Regions from separate parts of the Homo sapiens genome. Here all the other regions are linked to region 3. Evidence: chromatin loops called from intact Hi-C (ENCODE). Cell type or tissue: CD4-positive, alpha-beta T cell. All regions are shown on one strand.

Region 1 (8,000 bases), 270 kb after region 3:
TGTCAGTTCCTGGCTCCCTCCCCCGATTCCTGTAGAGAAACCCCACAGGCGCACTCCAGCCTAACTGGTGCACACAGGGCTCACCCTTCAGAAAGCCCACATTTTTGTACCAAGTGAGAGGAGTTCATGATGGCCGCTGAAGCGTCCCCTCTAGCACCTTTTTGCTGACTCCTAAACTGCCTTTTTGTTGTGGGGAGCAAGAGAACTAGGAAAGACATGGAAATGTTCTTCCAGCCAGAAACACTGGGCCAGGGTGGGCGCAGTTCCTGGCTGGGCCCGTGGATGGTCTAATACAGGAGCCTGTCTCCACAGCAATGCATCACCCTCACTTCAGGTCTGGGAGGGGACTTCAGGGCCACTTGGAAACCCAAAGCTTAGAGGCAGCTCTGGGGTTGGAAGGCACACTGGCTACACAGATCCACCAGCGACACCCACATCCAGGCCCATCAGAAGTTCTCACACCCAAGATTGGTGCAGACAATGAATGAGTCCAGCACTCCCAGTTACGACTCTTCTAGAGGGTGTTTCTGTGTGCTTAGCGGAGGTCTGCCCAAATCCACAGGGCTCCAGGACCCCATCCCTTGCCCTTGCTCCAACATATCCTAAACTTGTAAAGCCTCTTCCTCCATTCCCCCTGCAACTCCCCCTTATCCCTGTGCCCAGCCTCTTCCACCTACCCAAATGGACTGTGGTCTCAGTGACCTTTGTCCCCTAGAGCAGAAAACGGTACTAATAATAGCGCCAGTCATGGGAAGGGGAGCTCACATGTTCAATGTGACTCATAATGGTGTCCCTGTCTGGGATCTCCAAGGCAGTCAACAGCACCCTTCACGATGCTGCCCGGGAGTGTCACACATCAGGAATCCAGTGGCATCACTGGGAAAGTATGCTTCTCAAGTCGAAGCTCTGAGCCACAACAACAGAGGGGTCCCTGTTAGAAGGAGGTCTCTTTCCAGAGCCATGCGGGCGGGAGAGCACCACACACACACTCCACACACCCATCTCCCATGGCACGGAGCCTCCACACCCCCTGCTGTCTGCTCCCTCTCCACCCTCCCTCTCAGGCGGCTGCAGGGGAATTTCCTTCTACTGCTTTGTTCTTCTCAGCCTCTGGAGAAGAGGACAGTTCTTACTACACACTGACAGGTCTGATTTGAAGAACGTGCTACAAGCTCTGAAGAAGAAATACCAGGTAGGAACTTGGAGAGCTCCCAAGCCTACAAAGCAAATCACACCAAGGATGTTCACCCCCTAAGGGGACCCCCAAGGCTCCTCAAATCTAAGGCAACAATCTCACTTTTTAAAAAAAGTAAAGCTTCAAGTAAATTACTGCTCATTTGGGTCATATTTCCTTGTCTGGGAGCTGCAAGGCCCACTATCTGTCTCAATGAGGAGCTGGTTATTAAAAATCCCCTGCTATTCTGGTCCCTTGCCCTGAGGCTGAGAACTGAGCAGCATAAATACATATATAGCAATGGGCTAGGACAAGGTGTTAGTAACATGCTCTTGATGGAAATCCCTTCCATTTCCCGATTTGTCAGTATCATTCTTCTCATTTTCCAGATCTGGGAGTTGCCTGCCTGTGACAAGGACATCCTCACAGCAAGTGAACAGGGTCAGGTTGAACTTCACTTTTTCCTTCTACTCCTTCCTCATTTCCATTTCAACCACAAGTTCTCACTCTTGTCACCTGTGCTCTGCTGAGAGGAGAACACAGGAGTTTTCTTCCAAACAGAAGGAGGTCAACGCTGGGCAGGCACCTTCCCAGGCAGTCTCCTCATATTTCCATAGTACATGGCTTACACCAAGACCACCCCATTGGTTTGGTCTCTGTCCATTTCTCCCATCACTAGAATATATGCTGTAAGGACAAGGACTTTGTTTTTTCACTGCTTCAACCCAAAGCCTAGCACAGTGCCTCACCAACAAACACCAACAAACAAAAAATTCTTTGCTGTTGAATGACTGTGTCATTTGACATGTTCTCCCTGAGAACACAGACTATATCTTACTGAGCCATATATCCTCAATGCCAGGTATGATAGCTTGTCTTCAGCAGGTACTCATTAAATATTTTCTAAATTACATTACTGAAACAAACCTCCTCTGAAGAAAGGCATATGGATTAGAAAGTCCGCTCAAATGGCTTCTCTCTATTAAACAATATTTGGGGCCAAACAATATGGGTGACCCTCAGGCTGCATTTCATCAACGTGTTCCCAAAAATGAAAATGACTACCTGTCCTTTGGGAGTTAATTTGCTACTTTAAGAAGCTAATCCCTTTAGCTCTATTCTAAAAGTCAAATCAAATACCTCGGTGTGGGCAGGACACCACATTTATTTTAACCTATGAAACTCTCATGGTTGGTCACCCTTGCAATAGGGCTGACTCTGCCCTGATAGCACACATCTGGCAGGTGGCCCTAAAACAGAGGAACAGGCCTGCTGGCCCCTCCCTTCCAGCCAGGTGTCTCTACCCACAGCCAAACGATGATGGCAAAAACAGAACATTCGAATCCAGAAATGACCCATCTGTTCACAAGTGTATCAATCTGCCTTTCATGCTACCACAGGAGGACGCACCTCTGAGGGTGGGGTGGGTGACTCCCCAGTCCAAGCATCACCCCTTTCTGTCAACCCTCTTCTAAATCACCATTCACAAAGGCCCCTAAATCTCCTGATTTCCATTAAGTTTAAGGACAAAACAGAAAACATCCTGACAGTTTCTTGGCCTCTGGACCAAGCTCAACCTGAAGCTGCACAAAGTCTTGTTGCCTGAGGATGAATAACTCAAGAAACTGTATTGCTGGACTGACTGGCAATCAAGACCCTGAGAAAATTATTTTAAGAAGATTAAGGGCCAGGAGTGCTTGATATTTTGGCTGAGTTCTATGTCTCTCATTTCTTCTGAGTTGTATATTTTCTTTGCCCCACCCTGACCCAATCTTATCTCATCTCTAACACACTCCATGTATAACATTCTATAACTGGCCAATACGGCCGTGGTTTAAAGACTCACTCTGTGTCAGTATATTCTATAAACGTGTTCCTGTATCAGTGGCTAATAACTCAAGGGCAGTGATTGGGAATATAACTTCCAATAATTCAACTCAAACAACAAAGAACATTCTGACAGGTGTTTGGAAAGCATACTTGCTGAACACGATGATGAACAAACAACAACTTTATAAACTTGTATTTGTTGCTGAGATAGCCAGTATCTAACCATGAAAAAGAGTGAGAAAACAGCTCTCAAATCAGTTAAAACCAGTCTTTGACTGCCGAGTTCATGTCTCTTGCATGTTAGATCAAAAACGAAAGGAGGAGGAGTGTCAAAAAATTTAAAAATAAAAGCCATTTTACATGTCAGGCAGTGGAGTACTGAGTGATGACGGCATCCTATAAAATTAAAATATATGATGCCTGTGGGAAAGCCCCGGGTAGGGAGTTGAGGGTACGAGGCTTTGATATCAGTTCTTACCTGAATCACCATATGCAATCTTATGCAACTCATTTAATCTCTCTGGGCTTTACTTTTTCCTTTCCTAAAATGGAAATAGTAATCTCTGCTTCTCTTTAGTTTATAAAAATGTAAATTAAGTCCTTATTACAAAAATCTGCATATATACATATATATAGACAGAGAGAGAGAAAGACACTTAAAGAGGTGAACAATTTAGGAGCAACTGAATATACAATAATGGAATTACAAAGAAGAATGAAACAACAGAAAATATATTTTTAAAAACAATTTTCAGTAAAAAACAAGAAAAAAGATGCATTTAAAAAAAATTGTAAAAGCACTAGAAAAAATCTAATTAGACTTCCAAGGATTAAATTGGCCTTCGTATGGCAACTTTGAAAAAGTAGAAAGTTGGAGGTTAAGGAAAAAAAAGTTACAGTATACGAATGTAAAAATTTTTAATATTTTCAATGAGAATAAGCATTTAGGACTTTTTTAAGTTAGGGAAGACTCTGAAATCCTTGTTCCCATGTTAAAAGTGCACACGCACCAAAAGAGACAGCAGATGCAAACTGCTTTGCAAGTGAAAGTATCACAGGCATATATGGTTTAGGGAAATCTTGGCCACAGATGGACTTAGATCCTCTTTTCCCGATGCACCTTTTTCCTTAGTTATTCATGTCCCTCACCAAGTATTCTTCACCTAAGTATTGTATAGAGCTCACCTAGAGCAAGTTCAACACCGTTCCCCACAAATGCCAATAGTTTGGGCCCAAAGAGACGGGTCCCACCAGCATTAACTGGGGTTCAAGCAGAACCTCTTGTCCAGCCATCAGGGCCCAAGACAGGCTTGACAGCAAGACCAGGTGGCTGGCAACTGGCCAGTGGAGTCCTCCCACCTGGAACAGGGTTAAGTGAGGCTTATTTGGCCAGTCTGACTTGGGTCTGAGAACAAGACAGTTACACATTTTTAGGGTATGAGGGAAAGACCTTTGTTTTTGCTCTGGCTCTGCACACCTGCAAGTGCTCAAGTACACATGTGTGGGGGCGGCAGCAGGAGAAAGGGGACTGTTCCTCTCTTAAAGGGGCAGTCTCTATTCAAATGCAACCACCTCTTTCTTCTAAACCCATCAGTAACTCTGTCTAACACATTCAAGCTAACACTCAGACACAAACTTGGACAGTGAGCCAGTGAAGCTCAAGTCAGGAAGTGGGTTTCTTTATAGCTCTTTCCTCCTGATGTCTTCTAGGTAACCGGTTCTTTTAAGAAGTCACCAGAGATGGGTTAGGTTTGGATTTGGGGGAAGGGGATAAGAATTTTGTTATAAACCAAAGAAAAGGTTTTTCCAGCCACTATAAATGTACAAAGAAAAATCTTCCTAAGTGTGTAGGTAATGAGAAGAAAGAAAGATATGTTCACTGATCAGGGTTAGAAAACAGGACTTTAGAAGTCTGAAGATTATAGTCTTTTCTCAGTAGGATTCTCAACTTGCTCTCTGGAATTTATTTTATCCTAGGGGTTAAGTTTTCCCTGCATGTCAACAATGAGAGAAATCACTAGTTAGGTATAATAGAATCCTTGGAAGGTAGTTGAACTAGATCCTAAGTGATCATTTGCACACCGAATTTTGTAAGCATTTATCCAGCATATAATCTCTGAACACTCCTCAAACGTAGCCAGAGTGTGTTGAATAGCAAAACACAATATTAACAACTGCATGGAGGTAGCGGAACAAGTACTTTTTGTTTCACCATAACGTGATAAGCTGAAAGTGTCCTACCTACGCCTTTAAAGAAAAAAAGAACAGAGAACCTAGCCTTGAGAGGCCTCCATAAGAAACTCCACCGCCTCAGCTCTGAATGTCAAACACCTCCACAGACCTGTGCCCTGTGAGCATCTCCAACAAAGCAAGTCCCATCCTTGTTTCAGAGTTTAAACTTTCACATTCAATCACTCTAGGAGAACTTTCACTCTCATTATCTCTCAGGGAGAGGTGAGTCATACAAAAGACAATAAAGTTTGGGGAGTTACAGTCAACAACATGCATTGAACTCAGAAGCCCATCACGGACTACTGAGAGTGTCGGGACACATGGTCTTGAGTCCTGCCACATGGAAAAGCTGTGCTGGTCTCAACAAGCCATGTTTACAGCTCAGGTCCCTGCAGCTGTCACACTACCTGTTCTACTCAGTTCTCCTGCTTCAGGGAACATAATTGACTGGCTCTACCATGTCCACACCAGCACCCCTCATCCTGGGGACTGCTCCAGCCAGGGACTGAGCACAGTGAGGGCATGCAGGTCCACCCCTGTGAGACACAGAGCTCCTCCAGCAGACGACCTTGACCCAAAGATCCCCTGGGCCCAGCCAAAGTTTTCTTAGAATGGAGCTGCAGTTGAGGGCTCTTTCTACCCAAATCTCCTCCTTCCAGACCTGCAGCATGGTCTGAAGGTTCCGCTGCCTTCTCTTCGCTGCCTTTTTTTCCTTCATAGATGCTCCTTCCGTAAACATCTTGCACATCTAATCATGTCTTGGCACCTGCTTTCCGGCACACTCAAACTAACACAGTATTTTGAATATTTTCTGACATGTGAAAACCCTGAAAGTCATCTTATTTGTTGTTTGCTGTGTAACATTGGGCTAGACCTCCTCCTCTAAAAAGAAAAAAAAAAGTCTCGATTCCCTCATTTATACAATGGGCATAACAGAAACTTCCTCATGTGATATTTGGTGAAGGATTTAAAAAGTCAGTGTATATGAAGGAGTCTAAGCACACAGTAGGAACTTAATACATCTGGGATTGAGCTAAATAATTGAAAAGACCTAATTATTATTAAATGCCTGCTACGCCCCATGACACTGCCAGCAATTACTGCAATTCTATAAGTAAAATGCGTTGTTCCCTGGCCTCAAGGAACTTAGAATTATACTGGAAAAATAAAAGGTTTGGAGAATACTATGGAATGTAGGTGACAGCTAGCACTTAGAGCCTAGCTTCCTGTATACCCAGCACTGCTCCAAGTGCTCTCCATAAACTAATTCATTAGTTCTCACAACAAGCCTATGGTATAGAAACTATTATTACTGCCATTTGCAGATGAGAAAACAGATACAGAGATGTTAGCTTGCCAAAGGTTACACAGCTGCTCACTGGCAGGGCCTGACTCCATGCTCTCAATTCTACAGGGATGGCCCCTGAATGTTGCCCTTGGTAAAACTGCATGGGATGACCACTCTTTCTTGTGTTTAACTTGGACTTCTCTACCTGCAGGCATCCCCAAGTGACTGATGGGGTGCTGATGAGTGCTCCAACCTGCAGGCATCACATGCAAGTCACCTTAGGGAGACAGGAAGGGCAGCGCTTCTCTTGAATGAGCCTCTACAAAGAGCAGCAGCTGCTCACTCTCTGCAGCAGGGGAGGCCGTCCAGAGAAAAGAAAGAAGTGCCAAGGGGGCAAAGGCAGGGTCATCTGGGACACCTGGCAGGGCCTTTCCCAACAGAGGTGATGGGGAGTTTCCGAGGCCTGTTGTTTAAAGGCAATAAAGACTGGTGTGGATGTCTCAGCAGCACGCTGGCTGCATTCTGCTCAGTGGAAACATTTTGCTTCCTCCAAAGGTGGAGCTTCAAACTGGAGACAGAGTGGAATTCCAGAACAGTCACCACCCAATTCCATTATTTGTAGTGAGACTTTATTAAAGAAACAGTGACCCCAAAAATCTAAGACTCAGAGACTCTTCCTCTAAAACAGGCAGTGGGCTATACCCAGAATAGAGGGGTCAACCCGTGAGTCTCCTGGTATCCAAAATCCAGGCACCCTCAAGACCTCAGAGAGTTGTAAACAGCACCAGGGTGCAGGATGTATTGTACAGTATGAATAGATCCCTTCTGTCCAAAGACTGCTTGCAAGGTATTACCGCAGCTGAATCAAGACACTAAGATGCTTCAGCCAGTTGTGGTCTTTGAAAGCCATGACAGAAATAGGCAATCACCACTTTCCACGTTTTTTAAAAGACATTTAGAAAAAAAAAAGTTCATAGTGAGGACGAATCTTTTTACCATGTGATCTTTTTCTACTGGTAGCAGATGATTAAGAAAAATTCATACAAAACTAATTAGATAGGAGGCAGAAACAGTGGAATTACTCACAGGCAATAGAAAAGAGCTTTGCCTCCCAACCAGTTCAAATCTTCCCGGGAATTTTCCTCCTCAGTGCTCCAAAGTATTTTCCCGTCAATCACATAACTGAGCAGCATGTGAGTCTATTACTCCACTGAGATCCCCAGGTCCACGCCAGGCACCCCTTTAGGATCCACTGCTAAACCCAGCACCGTGAATGGAATCCCTGCCAGCATCTCAGCTGCTGGCTGACAGGAAGGCTCTATTTAAGCTGAGGGGGCTGCCAGCTTCCTGCAACTAGTTAATCACAACAGCCTCTGAGCAAGAAAGGGAAGACACTCTGTTTCTGCCCTTCTCATTCCCAAGCTCTTTTCCTCTTATCCAATCAGGTACTGCCCAAGGATGGTCTACATTGAGACT
Region 2 (8,000 bases), 75 kb after region 3:
CATTCTTCCCCTTATCAGCTTTATTGAGATATATTTTATATATCACATGTTCACCCATTTAAAATGTAAAATTCTGTAGACTTTCAGCATAATCACCAATAGGTGCAACCTTTACCACAGTCCATTTTTGAACATTTCATCATCTCAAAAACAAACTCCGTAGCCTCTAAATGTCATCCTTTAGCTGCCTCAGCCCTGAGCAACCACAAATCTACCTTCTGTGTCTATATGTCTTTCTGGGCTTTCATGAGAATGAGATCATACAGCACATGGTCTTTTGTGACTGGCATTTTTCACTTAGCAGAATTTATTCAAGGTTCATCTATGATGTGGCATATATCAGTACATATAAGCTCCTTGAGTTACAATGGAGGCATGTCCTGATAATCCCCTTGTAAATTGGAAATATCGTGAAGTCAAAATGTATTTAACATACCTAACCACCAAATATCATCATTTAGCATAGCCTACATTAAATGTGTTTAGAACACTTAAATTAGCCTCCAGTTGGGCAAAATCATCCGGCAACACAGCACACTGTAGGGTATCATTTGTTTGCTCTCATGAGCACGTACCTGACCAGAAGCTTTGACTCACTGCTGCTGCCCAGCATGGGGAGAAAATATTGTACAGCATATTCACTAGCTTGGGAAAAGATCAAGAATCAAAATTCAAAGTACAGGTTCTACTGTTTGTGTATCATTCATTTTTTCATTATTTTAAAGTCAAAAAATTGAAAAGCTGTAAGTCAAATCATTGTTGAGGACTGTCCGTATTTCATTCCTTGTAATGGTTGAATCATATTTTATTATATGAATATACCATATTTTGTTTATTCATGGGTCCATTGATGGATGTTTCTGTTATCTCCACCTTTTAGCTATTGTGAATATTGCTGCTATAAACATTTGTATACAAGTTTCTATGTGGTGGGGGACACATGTTTTCATTTCTCTTGGATATATTAGTAAGAGTTAAATTACTGGGGTATATGGTATCTGTAAGTTTAATCATTTGAGAAACTGCCAGACTGTTTTCCAAAGTGGCTGCACTATATTATATTCCCATTAGTAGTGTACGGAGATATTGATTTTTTTATATCCTCACCAACACTTGTTATCTAACATTTTTATTCTAGCCATCTTAATGGAGATGTAAAGTGGTAACTCCTTGATTTACCATGGTTATTATTTACATTTCCCTGATGACTAATGATACTGAGCATCTTTGCATGTACTTGTGAGCCATTTATATACCTTTCTTGGAGGAATGTCTATTTGGATCTTTCACCTATTTTTAATTGTGTTATTTGTCTTTTTATTATTGAGTTGTAAGAGCTTTTTATATGTTCTGGATACAAGTCCCTTATCAGATATATGATTTGTAACTATCTTCTCCCATTCTGTGGGTTGTCTTTACACTTTCTTGGTGGTGTCTTTTGAAGTATAAATTTTTAGTTTTGATCAAGTCTCATTTATCTAATTTTTATTTTGTTGCTCATGTTTTTGGTGGCATCTTATACATTCTTTGCAAATCCAAAGTCATGAAAATTTACCCTTATATTTTCTTGTAAACATTTTACAGTTTTCTGCTTTTACATTTAGGTCTTTGATCCATTTAATTTTTATGTATGGTGTAAATTATGATCCAACTTCATTCTTTCACATGTAGATATCTAATTTTCCCAGAACCACTTGTGAAAAGACTATTCTTTCAGCTTTGAATGGTCTTGGCATTCTTGTTTAAAATCAGTTAACCATGGACGTATGTGTTTATTTCTGAACTTTTGATTCTATTTCATTGACATATATGTCTATCCTGGGGATAGTATCATACTGTTTTGATGATTGTTATATTGTATTTAATCTTGAAATCAGAAAATGAGGGTCCTTCTATTTTATTCTTCTTTTACAGACTCGTTTTGGCTTTTCTGCATTCTATATAGATTTCAGAATCACTTTTTCTATTTCTAAGAAGAAATAATCTGTGATTTTGATAGAAATTGTATTGAATCTGTAGATCAGTTGGGGTGTATTATTAACAATGCTAAGTCTCCCAATCTATAAACATGGTATGCTTTCTCATTGGCTTATATCTTCTTTCATCTCTTTCAGTAATGTTTTGTACATTTCAGAATATAAATTTTATGCTACCTTTGTTAAATATTTTTAATGTATTTTATTCTTTTGATACTACTGTGAATTAAATTTTTTATTTTATTTTCTGTTCATAGCAAGTATGCATCAATGCAATTTTTTTGTACATTGGCTTTGTAATTCTGTTCATTTGTTGAACTCATTTATTCATTTTAATAGTTCTTAGTAGATTCCTTAGAATTTTCTCTACACAGGATCACACATTCAGTTAATTGAAACAGTTTTACTTTCTCCTTTCAAATTTAAATGCATTTTATTTCATTATTTACCTAATTTCCCTGGCAAGAGCCTTCAGTATAATGTTGAATGTAAGTGCTGAGAGCAAACATCCTTGTCTAGTTCCTGATATTAGAGGTAAATTGTTCAGTCTTCCAGTGTTAGATATGATGTTAGCTGTGGGTTTCTCGTAGATAGCCTTTATCAGATTGAGTCCTTCTATTCTTATTTATTGTTTTTATTAGGAAAGAGTTTTGAATTTTGTCAACTTTTTTTGCGTCTATTAAAATGATTATGTGATTTTAAAATATTGATAATATGTATCACATTAATTATTTTCAGATGTTAAGACTAAATCCCACTTGGTCACATGTGTAATTCTTTTTATATGACACTGGATTCAGTTTGTGAGTATTTTGCTGAGGTTGTGTGACTCTATATTCATGAGTCATTGTTCTGTAGTTTTCTTGTGATATCTTTGGTTTTGATTAATAGAATGAGTTGGGAAGTGTTCTCTCTGCTAATTTTTGAAAACAGAACTGGTATGAATTCTATTTTTTAAATTTTGGGTAGAATTTAATGGTCAATCTATCTGGGTCAGGGCTTTATGTTGTGGATAGTTTTGTTTTTAATACTTTAATCTCTTCACTTATTATAGGTTTATTCAGATTGTGATTTCTCCACAAGTCAATTTTGGTGGTCCATAACTTCCAAGGAATGTGTCCATTTTATCTAATTCAGGGGTTCCCAACCCTGGACCACACAGCAGGAGATGAGTGGAGGGCAAGGGAGCATTACTGCCTGAGCTCCTCTCCTGTCAGATCAGCGGTGGCATTAGATTCTCACAGGAGTGGATCCCTAATGTGAACTGTGCATGGGAGGGATCTAGGTTGCATGCTTCTTATGAGAATCTAACTAATGCCTGATGGTCTGAGGTGGAACAGTTTCATCCCAAAACCATACCCCACCCCCAATCTGTGGAAAAATTGTCTTCCATGAAACCAGTCCCTGATGCCAAAAAGGTTAGGGACTGCTAATCTAATTTATTTAACATGTGGTGTACAAGAGTTCTTAGTATTTCTTCATAATTCTTTTTGTGTTTCTAAGCTTAGTAGTTTGTCTCCTTTCATTGCTAGTTCTAGTAATTTGTGTCTTCTCTCTCTCTGTCTCTCTTCTTGGTCAATCTAGCTAACGTTTTGTTAATTTTATTGAGCTTTTCAAAAACCATTCCTTGGTGCCACTAAATTTCTCTATTGTTCTCCTGTTTTCTTTTTCATTAATTTCTGCTGTAATCTTTATTATTTTCTTCTTTCTGTTTGCATTCTGATTAGTGTGCTCTTCTATGTTTAGTGTATTAATATGAAAGGTTAGATTATTGAGGTCTTTCTTCTTTCTTAATGAAGTTTTCAAAATAATTGAAGAACACTTGTAACTTAATTGAAAGAGAACACCAAGTACTCATTAAATGAATTTTTAAAAAATAATACCCAAACAAATGTATACCTCATCATGAGATCTGCGTACACCAGAGATAAAGAGAAGTTCTAACATCTTACAGAAAGAGGAAATAAAGAACAAAAACACAATGTGAGAATCATAAATAAAAATTTAATTATATTTCTTAATAGTGTTACTGGAAGCTAAAAGGTATTAGAACAAGGCCTTCAAAATTCTGAAGAAATTGATTTTTAGTCTAAAAAATTCTATAATCACAAACCTAACATATCTAACAGAAGAAAAGCAATGTCTTCACATATTAAAAAAATCTAAAAACAAATTAAAGGAAAAAATACAGAAAGCCTAACTTCTAATCCTACATTTCCGGAAAAGTTGCTGTAAATATGGCTACAGCATAGTAGGGAGACTGTGTGTATATGGGGGCAGGAGTATATGGGATATCTCTGTGCCTTTCTCTCAATTTTGCTGTAAACCTAAACCTGTTCTAAAAATCATCTTAAAACTTTGCTTAGGAAAAGTGACTTAGCCTTTATACATTCCACTGGAAGGTTAAAAATCCATCCTAGTAAAAAGAATAAACCACTATAGTTTAAAGGGCTCATATCCTAGTAGAAATATTTATGCTCCAACATGCCTCAGATCTTGCTAGTAAGAAAAGTTTGAAGCACCACAAAGTTGACCTTCTTATTAAGGTCCTTAGAAGAGATAAGCTGATGCACAAACACCTTTTAGTCTTTGTCTTTGTCAGAATAAACTTCCTTCCTAGACAGATGGCAGATCGCAAAATGTCAGGTTAGCTTTGAGGCCAGTTAATTCAGATGGTGTCAACATAAATAGCTGTTGACTTGTTGTGGAAAACCAAACTCCAAAACAAGACCCAAATATTTTATTATATGCAATTTTGCTTTCAGATCATATTTCCTGTGTTATTCCTGCACCCTGTTTTTTTTGTTATTACTACCAATATTTGCATGTAAACAGGATCTCTGTTGCTTAGCAATTCATTACTTCTGTTTTTTTCTTCTCAGCTGAAATTGTCTTATTTTTGTAGTAGAGAAGAGAACTGTCTGATTTCTCTCCCATCTACAAAGTTTATCCCATTTTGAAATCTGAACATAAAGTTTGTTTGTAGAACAAGTCACTCAAATGTTCTTCAGACTTTTGTTTGTATTTCAATTCTCACTGGAAAGGGATTGAAAATATCATTGCTTTTGACTACTGCTGCTTTCTGCCAATTTTATGGTTACTCTATACCTACTTCAGTCAGTGAAGATCCCTGAAAGGGCATTCATTAAAATATGTTTAATGATTGGGAAAAATTAGAAGAAAACAGATTCCATGAATAGGGGCTAGATAAAGATGTGTATTGAATCCATGATACAAATGTCCTATGGAACCATTGTAAAGCTATTAACCATGAGATAGAACTACATGAATTAAAATGGAAAAATGGCCAGAATATATTTAAAAGTAGAGAAGTAAAAGCAAGTGGAAATACAAAATGTATAGTATGATCTCACTTATATATGTAAGTTGGGTGGTGAAGGGACCTGTACAGACCTGTCTTTTATTTCATACTCTGTGTCCTGTTAAGAGTGTGTGTGTGTGTGTGTGTGTGTGTGTGTGTGTGTGTGTGCGCGCGCGCGTGTGCTTTTCCTCTATAATGAACTTGTATTGCTTTTATAACTAAAACAAAAAATACCCAATACAGTCACTGACAGGCTCTTATTTTCTATCTTTCTGGGTTTTGATAGCTGTCATGACAGCAGCAGAAACAGCAAACTATAAAGTTATGGGAAGTCATTCTTGGCATCCTACAGAGTAATAGCCTCAAGGAGATTCTTTGTCTCTCAACAAGTCTCACTGACACATGAATATCTCATCTGCAAGATTCCCCTGGAAATGAGAATCCAAGGTTTAGAATATAACCTCTTATGTTATAGAGTATACTTTCAAATGGCAGTGAACACTGGCTTCAGTACTGGCAAAGGGAAATGACGAACAAGATACCTACTCTTCAAAAACTATACATGCCCTCCTGTTTCCTTTCATGTTCAAATAAAATAACATTTTTAGGCATCTTAGATAATATGTGAAAATCAATTGCTCAACCACTCAAAAGAAGTATCCTTCCCCACAAACCCAAAGAGAATCAACACATCACGTTTGCTAGTCTGAATATTTTTGTCTCCACAAAATGCATATGTTAAAACCTAATCCCCAAAGAGATGTGTTAAGATCACTTAATAAGAAGTGATTGGGCCTTTGGGAGGTGATTAGGTCATGGGGGCTCCTCCCTCATGAATGAGATTAGTGCCCTTATAAAAGAAGTCTAAGGGGACTTGTTCATACCTTCTACCATGTGAGGACACATAAAAGGTGCAATCTCTTAGAAACAGGCCCTCACCAGACATTAAATCTGCCACAGCCTTGATCTTGGGCCTCCTAGCCTCCAGCACCGTGAGCAATAAACTTCTGTTGTTTGTAAGTAACCCAGTCTAAGACATTTTTTTGTTATAGCAACCCAAACAGACTTAGACAATGTTCAAGCAGAAAAATTTCTGTGCAAATGAACTCAGCTCAAGCTAAGCCAAGATCTTTATCTAGCAAAGTGACACTGCAGATTGATTCCCAGTGTTACTTTCCAATATACGGACCCCTTCTGAATTCTAAGCTGACATAAATCGGCTGGAGGTATAAACACTACCATGACCATTGTACAACTCTCTGGTGTTCTTTGCATTTTGACAAATGAGGAAATGAAAATTATAGTTGTTCTTTATAATTAACATTTTTTTTGAGATCCTCAGAGTGAAGTTTATATCACTGGGCACCTGCTGAAGAGAAGGAAGGCTTTGTGGTGCTGGAGAAAAAAGTTTGGACTAAGAGTCAAGTGAAATAAGTTCTCCTAGCCTTACCAATGTGAGTGAATGTGAACTAGACATTATTTTCCTAGGCCTTAAGAATTTTTCATTTGAAAAATGTGGAACTAGAACAGATGATACTATATGTTCCTCACAATTCTAGAGAAACTTGGTTCATGAGATTTCACATGGTTTGTGTTGGTTGCACAAAATCCCTTACATATAGTCTATTACTTGGTGGAATGCCTATGTGACATAGCAAAATTTCTACCCCACCCTCACTCTGCTTATCTTTTAAAGTTAGGACGCTTGCTATGAGACGTTCCCTTTGTACTCAGACCAGTTGAGACTGGTTAGAACCAAGATAGCTAACCAATGACTTCAAAAAACCTCAGACTTCATTAGAATCTCATTTCCATGCTAAATGACACTCCCCCACCCACCACCATGACAATTGACAATCACTCATGACAGTGACTGGAAGAAGCTGTGAAAGAACAAAAAGGAAGGCAGCACTATTGATTCCAAGAAGTTCACTGCCTATTCCTGGAAAATACATGAATATTCTTCCCCTCATTTTTAATGTCCAACCCCTTCATTAAAGAAGCCATATCTTTAATTTTTTAATTGTTTTTATTTTTAAACTTTTAAGTTCAGGGGTACATGTGCACATGTGCAGATTTGTTACATAGATAAACTCATGTCACAGGTGTTTGTTATACAGACTAGTTCATCACCCAGGTACTAAGCCTAGTACCCAATAATTATTTTTTCTGATCCTCTCCCTCCTCCCACCCTCTACCCTCCAGTAGGCTCCAGTGCCTGTTGTTCCCCTCTTTGTGTCTGTGTGTTCTCATCATTTAGTTCCCACTTATAAGTGAGAACATGCGGTATTTGGTTTTCTGTTCCCGCATTAGTTTGCTACAGATAATGGCCTCCAGCTCCATTCATGTTTCTATAAAGGAAATAATCTCATTGTTTTCTATGGCTGCATCGTAGTCCATGGTGTATATGTACCACATTTTCTTTATTCAATCTGCCGTTGATGGGCATTTAGGTTGATTCCATGTTTTTACTATTGCGAACACTACTGCAAAAAACATAAACATTCATGTGTCTTTATGGTAGAACAATTTATATTCCTTTGGGTATATACTCAGTAATGTTATTGCTGAGTTGAATGGTAGCTCTGTTTTTAGCTCTTTGAGGAATTGCCACACTGCTTTCCACAATGGAAACTGTATATTTTAACCTATTCACACTTCACTAGTCGAGAAGTTGATTTGTGAGCCACCTTCCCGCTTCT
Region 3 (8,000 bases):
GGTAAATATTTATTAAGAATTATCTGCCAAGTGTTCAGGTACTATATTTTTAATTTACTTTAAAAATAATGTACTTTATAAGAACAGACACAGTTTTATTTGAAGAGGTTAAAGAAATCGGGGCAAAAGAAGAAGGCAGAAGAAAGCTCACCTGCAAAATACACACAGTATGACCTGATGAACATGTGAGAGGTAGTCCACAAATTTGACAGTAATACATTTACTTCTTGAAAATAATGTAATTCAAAATCAAAATATTTGGGGATATTTTTGATATTCCATATTTTGTCCTTTCAGGTATTGGAGGTCCGCTTAAATGTGTTTTTCCATTCTGAATGGATATTGAAAAGCTCTCGAAAGCACAGATGCCTGGGCCACCACCAGCTCCTTAAGTCAGAATCTCTAAGGCAGGACAATTTAAAAGCCTTTAGTGATTTTTATGTATACCCAGGGTTGAGAATCACTGTTTTTCTAAGCATCTCCAAATACTGTACGAATTGGCATAAAAATCTCAAATATATTCATATTATGTCAATTAAAAATTATTTCAAAACTAAATATATTCAAGTCAAATATGACACATACACACATACACACACACTCTCATGTGTGTTGAATCAACTGTCACAAAAATCCCATGAAACCTCAACTAGAAATTACACAAAGGGGATAAGGATGATAGCCACCCCTCAGACTGTGAAAATTAATGAGATAATGGGTATAAAGTAAATATCAAACTATCCAATAAATGTCTATTGTTATTGTTGAAATAATAATTAGCAATTAAATATTAATTGACCTTCTTTGACCCCTGAACTCCTGCAGGTCATTTTCAAAACGGCAGCCAGAGTGATCTTTTTAAAATGTAAGCCAGATAATGTCATTCTACTCAAAACTATCCAAGGCCTTTTCATCTCGCATGGAATTAAAATCAGGGTTCTTACCAGGGCCTACAAAGAGCAGTAGGATATGCGCTGTCCTTTCTGATACACTCTCCACTGCAGCCTCCATAGTTCACTTTGCTCAGAGGGACAAGTTCTCGTGTTTCCTTGGACAGGCTGGACATTCCCCACCTTGGGGGCTTTGCACTTGGTTTTTCCTCAGCCTTCAAGGCTCATCCCACAGATATTCGCCTTCTCCTTCTTTATCTTCTGTAAGTCTTGGTCTAAACACTCTCTCCAGAGAGGAGGCTTCCCTCAACACTCCAGCCCCACCTAGGCCTCTTCTTTGCTCTATTTTTCTCCTCCACACATAAAATGGCTTGATAAAAATATATTTGTTTATTTCTTTAGTTATTTTTTCACCTCCCTTTCTCACTCTATTTTTTCTCTACAGTACTTGTAACTGTCTGATAAACTATGCATCCTATATATTCATTTTATTTAGAGTGAGTTCCATAAGAATGCTTATCTTCTCATTTACAACTGTACCTCCAGTAATAAAAAATTGCCAAGCACAAAGTAGGTCTTCAGTAAATATTGAAGTAAGAATTAGCTGTTCATCACAGAAATAAATAAAATTATCTCTGTGGCTGGTCTGATGGATAATTAGGCATTTGTTCTGCAACTTGAGGTGTAATCTTCAAGTTGTGATCCCGTGAAACATGTCGCAGAGCTCCTTACTAATCACAATCTGTGACTCCAACAGTTAAAGCCTGTGAGAACATGGGCACATTAATTAACTCTCTAATCCTATTTTCTGATTTTGAAGTGGAGATAAATCCACTTTATGATATGAGAGTTAAATGAGGTTGACATTTAATTTCTAGAACTCCTCATCTGAGTTTTGTGGTTGCTGTTGTTCTTTCAGGCCAGGGGATGTGGCTCCATCGCATGGAAGATGAGAACTGTGCCTTTGTATCTGGTAATTTGCTTATTTTATGGAGTTATCTTTCTCCATTCATATCCCTTGCTAGTGAAGTATGAATGATGACTTGACAGAAATATGTGAGAAGCTCCTGGCGATGAAGGAATTGGTTTAGATCGTGTTTAGGGAGGTTTCCTTCCTGCCCTGACAGGCTATGGCTCTTTCATTCACACCCTAGTGTTTCTATCTATCAGAACATCGGCAGACACCTCAGTTGGTAGAAGGGTTTGAAACGAAAAAAGAAAAGTAAATGTAAAAGGCAATTTTCCTTTTATCATATCCCTGTCCCCAAGGATTCTTGATTTATGAGTAGGTTTTACAAATCTCCATAATGCACAACTTAATAACTCTTTTGTGTTCTCTTGGCAAAAGGTTGCATAAAGAGGGTTAAATGACCAGCCATCTTCCAGTCCTTGGTGGCTATAAAATCCAAGGTATAAAAATAAAGCACAATGAAATAGTGTAAATAATAGGATGACATTTAGAAAAAAAGGAACTTGGGGAATAATAACTGGAAAAAACTTCCTTATGTTTTAGATCAGTTGGATGATGAAATAGTCTCTGAGGGAAATGGTGGGAGCCTTCAAGCTTGAGATATTTTGAAATCTGGTTGTACTGAGCCCCAAAGGTCAATACTACAGGATCATTTGTTTTGTTATGTTTTGTTTGTTTTGTTTTTAAAGAGAAGGCAGCAACATAAGTTAATAGGTATTTTTCACCCTAATGCCAATTTATTGAATCAGAACTTGAGACTGTGTCCCTTACTCAAGTAACATATTCATTTTTTAACCAAATGGCAATAGTCCCAGGGGTGGTTCATGTAGCCACATATGGTGGTTATTTCTGGAAACTTTCTCCATAAGTATATTGACACAGTTCCTTTCTTCCTCCCTCCCTCCCGCTCTTCCTTCCTTTCTTTCCTTCCTTCCTCCCTTCCCTTCTCTTCTTTTCCTCTTCTTCCCTCTGTCTCTTCTCTTCTTGCCCATCTATTTTGTTCTGTTTTGTTGTTTATTTCCAGAAACATATGAAAGGTTCAACAAACATCTTTTCCCTCATCCATCATCAACTCTTAAAGCATGTCAGATCTTAGACAGAGCCCCAACTGCAAGTGACTATATCCAAGTGCTCAGAAATGTCCTATATGATAAAGAAATACACAAAAGAAGTGGGAAGGTATAATTAAATAGCTAACAGAAAGTGGCTGTAAATCAATGAATTTATCACAGTAGTCTTTGCACTCAGATATATCATCTTTAAATATCAGCGATGTCTAAACAACACTTGAAGTCAATGGTAGTGGAAATTCAATAGAGATAAGCACAAAGTCTTCCCCAGTTCATAATTTTCCAAAATATCGCTCAACATATTTCAAATCTGTTATGTAATTTCTTTACTTTCCACTTGGCTTTGCTGTACACCAATTCAAAAAGCCATCTCTTCCTGCTTCTATTATACTGCCTTGCCCTGAAATGCATTTGGACGCAACTGAACCACAACGGTTCCCGCAGTAAAGGAGTGAGCAGAGGCAAGAGTAATCTTATGTAACAGTTACATAGGAAACAGCTGGGGAAGTGAGAGATCGGTACAGCCAAGGCCAGCCACAGGAAAGAAACACCCAAGCATCAATCATCATGTTCAGAAAATGACAATATTTAATTCTACCAGGAAAAAAAAAAAAAAAACTGAGGTGGTGAGGGAGCAGAGAATGGGTGAATGTCTGTCCAGGCTGTTAGACAAACATAGACTCTGGATTTATTTTGAATTTAGATAAATAATCCCTGCATCCTCAGCAGGAATTTTGTTCTGGGAAGTTTGTACTTCTGTTTACGTGCCTGCCCTGGGTCTCAGTGTGGGAGCAGGCAAATGGTTAGTGCCTGGCTTAAAGTTTACAGTGGAAAGCACTTCATCAACAAAGTGTATACATTCATTCAGCCACCCAAAAATGCAACATATATTTCTCTGGATTTTTAATTTCCAGTATCTATCAGATAAATATATGTATATTTACATTTATATATATATATGTATATATTTAAAATAAATATATTGTATATAAAAAATATATATATATATTATTTTTTCTTGCCCTCTCCAAGTTCTTAACCACTTTAATTAACTTACTAGCTCTCCCACATGATATGAGACATGATTCACCTTCTACTGGATATGAGCCTACATGAAATTCAAATAGAGAAACGTCCTTACTGTCTAAACCTGAAACCACAGGGAGAAAGAAAATAGAAAACTTTTCACATAAGACAGGTAATTTTCTTAACAACTACAGATTAATATATTTTTTGCTGTAAATTTTATAGGACATTCTGTAGCCCAATTGCAAGAGCAAATTTTTCACAATGTATGTGTAGGTTTCTACCTTCAGTTTTAGAGAATATTTAGTGAAATCAGAGATTTGTTTTATTTATTTGAATATCTTTATTGTCTGCAGTTTTATTACTTTTGGAAAAAAAGAGGAAAAATCCAGCCTCTTCTGGTTTGCAATCTAAGCTCCATTTTTTTCAGGCTATTTTAAAGAGACTTCCATTATGAAATCCATTCTCTAACATCTGCAAGACTTGTCTTTTTCTGGAAGAAGAGTGGTTATAGTAATTGAGTAATAGGGAGTGAGATATGTCTCAGCATTCTGCACATTTTATTAATCACCAAGTGGTAAATAGTAAGCCTCTGCCCTCTATTTATAGTATAATTGGATGTATTTCATGACACTGGCTACACATCTGGTCAAACTGTAAAGCACACTTGCAGCCACCTTCTCTTTTTGAACTCCTAATGTATCACAGACTACAGAAAGATGTCTGCAGATAATAACAGAAACACAAAGTAATGAAAACCTTCATGAAGGACACTTCCATGGATTGCCAGAGCATGTGTCAATCTATGAGAAACTTTGATGGATTCAGCGACCTTCTTGAATTAAACAACACAATAAAAGGTTTTAATGGTAATGTAAATTAAAAATGCAATGTTAAGTAAGGCCTTAGGGATCTTGGTGAGCAGAACTGTTGAGATGGTGTTCGCAACGGAGTCTAATTCTTTGCACAATCATACATTCACACACATCGGTATACAAACTCCTGAGTTCCCACATGTGGATTCACAATTTGTAAAAGATTCTGTTTTTCATTAGGCTGGGAAGAAATGTGTTCCACATTTCTTTAGGATTTGAATTCTTTATAGGGAGAGGGTGGAAAAAGGAATCTATCTGAATATTGGACTTCAAAAACATAAGAACCAAATAAAGAGATCTGCACTCCAGAGTATAACTAATTCCAAATTACTTTGCCCAGTGATTTTAAGAAGTGAGATTAAATGTAATAATGCCTACTTTCCCCAGGATTTGAGTTTTCTGGACAGCATTTACCAAATGGGACTGGTAGAGGGTGTAATAGTGCTAATAGAAATGGTACCATTCTTACCTTCCCTATTAGATCTTCAGTTAGATATTGGCAGCCCCATGGTGTTTGTGTTTACTAATCAATGCTAGTGGTTCCAGGAAGCATTTCACAGTATTAATGAATTACAGGCTTAATAAACCTGTTTTCCCCAATTTCATGACTTTCTAGGTCAGAAATTCTCAAATATTAATGTACCAAAGAGTCTCCTAAGTAGCTTGTGAAAAGTACAGATCCAAGCCATGCCCAAAGATGGAGTCTACATCTCAGTCTCAGATTCTGCGAGATATCCGTAGGGTATTCTGAGATACCCTACGGATAATCCAGATGCAAATGATCTCTAAAGTTCACTTTTAATAAATGCTGTTCCAGAGATATTTCCCTACTTCATCTTCTGTCTTCTCCAAAATCATAAAGCTATTGGGGGGAGAGGGTTCAGTAATTATGCTTATTCTTGATTGTTGGACAGTAAGTCACTTCAATAGCACTCCCTATAGCACCATCATATTTAGGGGCCTTAAAAAATAAGTTAGCCTTCAGTGAAACTCAATCAGTACTTAATCAATTACTCTACCCAAGGATGATTAGCATTCTTTTTGTTCTAAGACATAAATTAGATGGAGGATGAGAGTCATCAGTGAAATGGATGCCCTACTACCATAAAGTCATTTGGCATTATGTATTATAAGACATAAGTGTATTGTGATAAATTAATCCTATTATATTATTATATGACTATGTTATATTACTATTAATATGTCAAATAATTTGATATTCTTATGATAAAATGATATTCCTGCATGGTTGTATCAAATAGCTGTCAGATGAAAATTACGAGTTATTTATCTACTGTCACTAATCAATGATTTTACTATCAATAATTTGTGCTACTGGGAGATTTTATTGGAAACTATAACAAAAATAAGAGGTACTATCTATATGTTAAAAACTGATTTGATTGTATTATGCTTTTTTAGCTCTGATTACCTGAAAGTTATAAATACATTGAGTTTTTGCCCTAATTATCCAATAATTGTCTTATTTCAATATTTTATTCTGTAATTTAATATTCTGTTCCATCTATGTTCATGACTGTCACTCTCCAGAGCACATTTTTTTTCAATGAGTAAAATTACTAACAGAAAGGGGGGACTTAATTTAACAGGAAAAAAAATTATGCAAGAAAGGATTTATGGTCCTGCAGATGTTTCCAGCTGAAATACCAGCTGGCATTGTAGTTGTTTGTGTGGAGTGGAATCCCATAAGCCAATGAAAGGAGACAATCAGTTTTAGCTGACTCAAATTTTTTTATTTCCATTTTTCTAACACAGATGAATATGATGCAAATTGTTTGAAAATAAGAGCCTTACAGCTAAGTACATTACCATACTCTGTTGAAAACAAAAAAAAAAAACCTGGTGACGTGACAACTGTCTAGAAATACTGCCTTCTAAAGGTTGTTAAAATGTGGCGGGAACCCTGTTAGTTATTTTGACTTTTGCTGCTATTGCTGGTGCCACAAATGATGGGAATGCCTCAGTTTTATAATGTACTTTCCTTAAAGAGTTCAAAGGTCCTTACCAATAAAAGCCATTGGGGGCCAGGCACAGTGGCTCACGCCTGTAATCTCAGCACTCTGGGAGGCCAAGGCAAGTGGATCACCTGAGGTCAGGAGTTCGAGACCAGCCTGACCAATATGGTGAAACCCCGTCTCTACTAAAAATACAAAAAAAAAAAAAAAAAAAAAGTTAGCTGGGCATGGTGGCGCGTGCCTGTAGTCCCAGCTATTCAGGAGGCTGAGACAGGAGAATTGCTTGAACCCAGGAGGCGGAGGTTGCAGTGAGCCGAGATAGTGCCACTGCACACCTGCCTGGGCAACAGAGCAAGACTCCATCTCAGAAATAAATAAATAAATAAATAAATAAATAAATAAATAAATAAATGTTGTTGGGGAAAGTGTATACCACATCTTTTCTCATGTCCAGGCATCATGGGTGACATGGCACGGCAGACTTCCATGACATCAATCTAAAAATGACTGGAATATGGTATCCCACACTTGATGAGTGATGAAATGTTAACAACTCTAATAGCTCATATATACTCAGTGTTTATTATATGTCAGGCACTTTATGTTATCTAATTTTCACAAAGTTCTATGATCTATTGTTATATTAAACTCATTTTACAGATAAGGACACTGGGGACAGTTAAATTTTAAATAACTGACCAGAGGTTGTATGGTCAAGACCGTACCAGAGATTCACACTCAGGCCTGATCCTGAAACCTCTGTGCTCTTAACCACTTTGCAGTATTAAGTCCTTTGTTTCTTACATTTTATTAGGATATGTTCAAGACATATTGCAAACAATCAGAAAGTTGGAAGAGCAGAATGGCAGGTCCTTACATTGCTCAGTGTCAATATTAACATTCACTAGGCCAATAGACATTGCTGAGCATTTACTAAGTGCCAACTAGGAGCTCAGGATATGGATATAAGTGTTCAGAAAATAATATGACAAAGCTTAAACAAGGAATGCCCTATTATTTAGTCATTAAGAGAACAGAAGTAGACAGACAGGCAAGCTGCTAGGAAAACTCAGCTAAACCATACTAATTTTGCTTGAAACTGGAAGACAAAATTTGGTGAAGAATTGGTCTCTATGTGAAATACGCTGATCTGTGCCAAGAATCTGGTCTCTACCACATAGTTTCAAATGATC

The links. Peaks named below come from ENCODE experiments on the same cell type or tissue, not always from the same donor. Only the 100,000 strongest peaks of a DNase experiment are listed, where the experiment ranks them.
Region 1: a loop joins it to region 3, with 4 times the contacts of the local background. A loop is called at or near these places in 5 of 110 quality-filtered maps.
Region 2: a loop joins it to region 3, with 4 times the contacts of the local background. A loop is called at or near these places in 12 of 110 quality-filtered maps.

Annotation. Positions count from the first base shown.
Region 1 is chr11:128,466,908-128,474,907 of GRCh38, forward strand. All of the region lies in intron 8 of ETS1 (ETS proto-oncogene 1, transcription factor), which reads right to left. Among named protein-coding and RNA genes, the nearest start is that of MIR6090, 51 kb to the right of the region's middle. RefSeq lists enhancers at 2,637-2,796, 2,847-2,966, 3,267-3,316, 3,327-3,426, 4,245-4,364 and 1 more. In CD4-positive, alpha-beta T cell, no CTCF peak of the experiment used is centred here; DNase peaks (open chromatin) are centred at 1,054, 3,404, 4,604, 6,924 and 5 weaker places; H3K4me3 peaks cover 6,828 bases; H3K27ac peaks cover 8,000 bases.
Region 2 is chr11:128,266,875-128,274,874 of GRCh38, forward strand. No RefSeq gene overlaps it. Among named protein-coding and RNA genes, the nearest start is that of LINC02098, 62 kb to the left of the region's middle. In CD4-positive, alpha-beta T cell, no CTCF peak of the experiment used is centred here; a DNase peak (open chromatin) is centred at 4,757; H3K27ac peaks cover 1,178 bases.
Region 3 is chr11:128,191,918-128,199,917 of GRCh38, forward strand. No RefSeq gene overlaps it. Among named protein-coding and RNA genes, the nearest start is that of LINC02098, 13 kb to the right of the region's middle. In CD4-positive, alpha-beta T cell, a CTCF peak has its summit at 3,220; a DNase peak (open chromatin) is centred at 3,364; H3K27ac peaks cover 344 bases.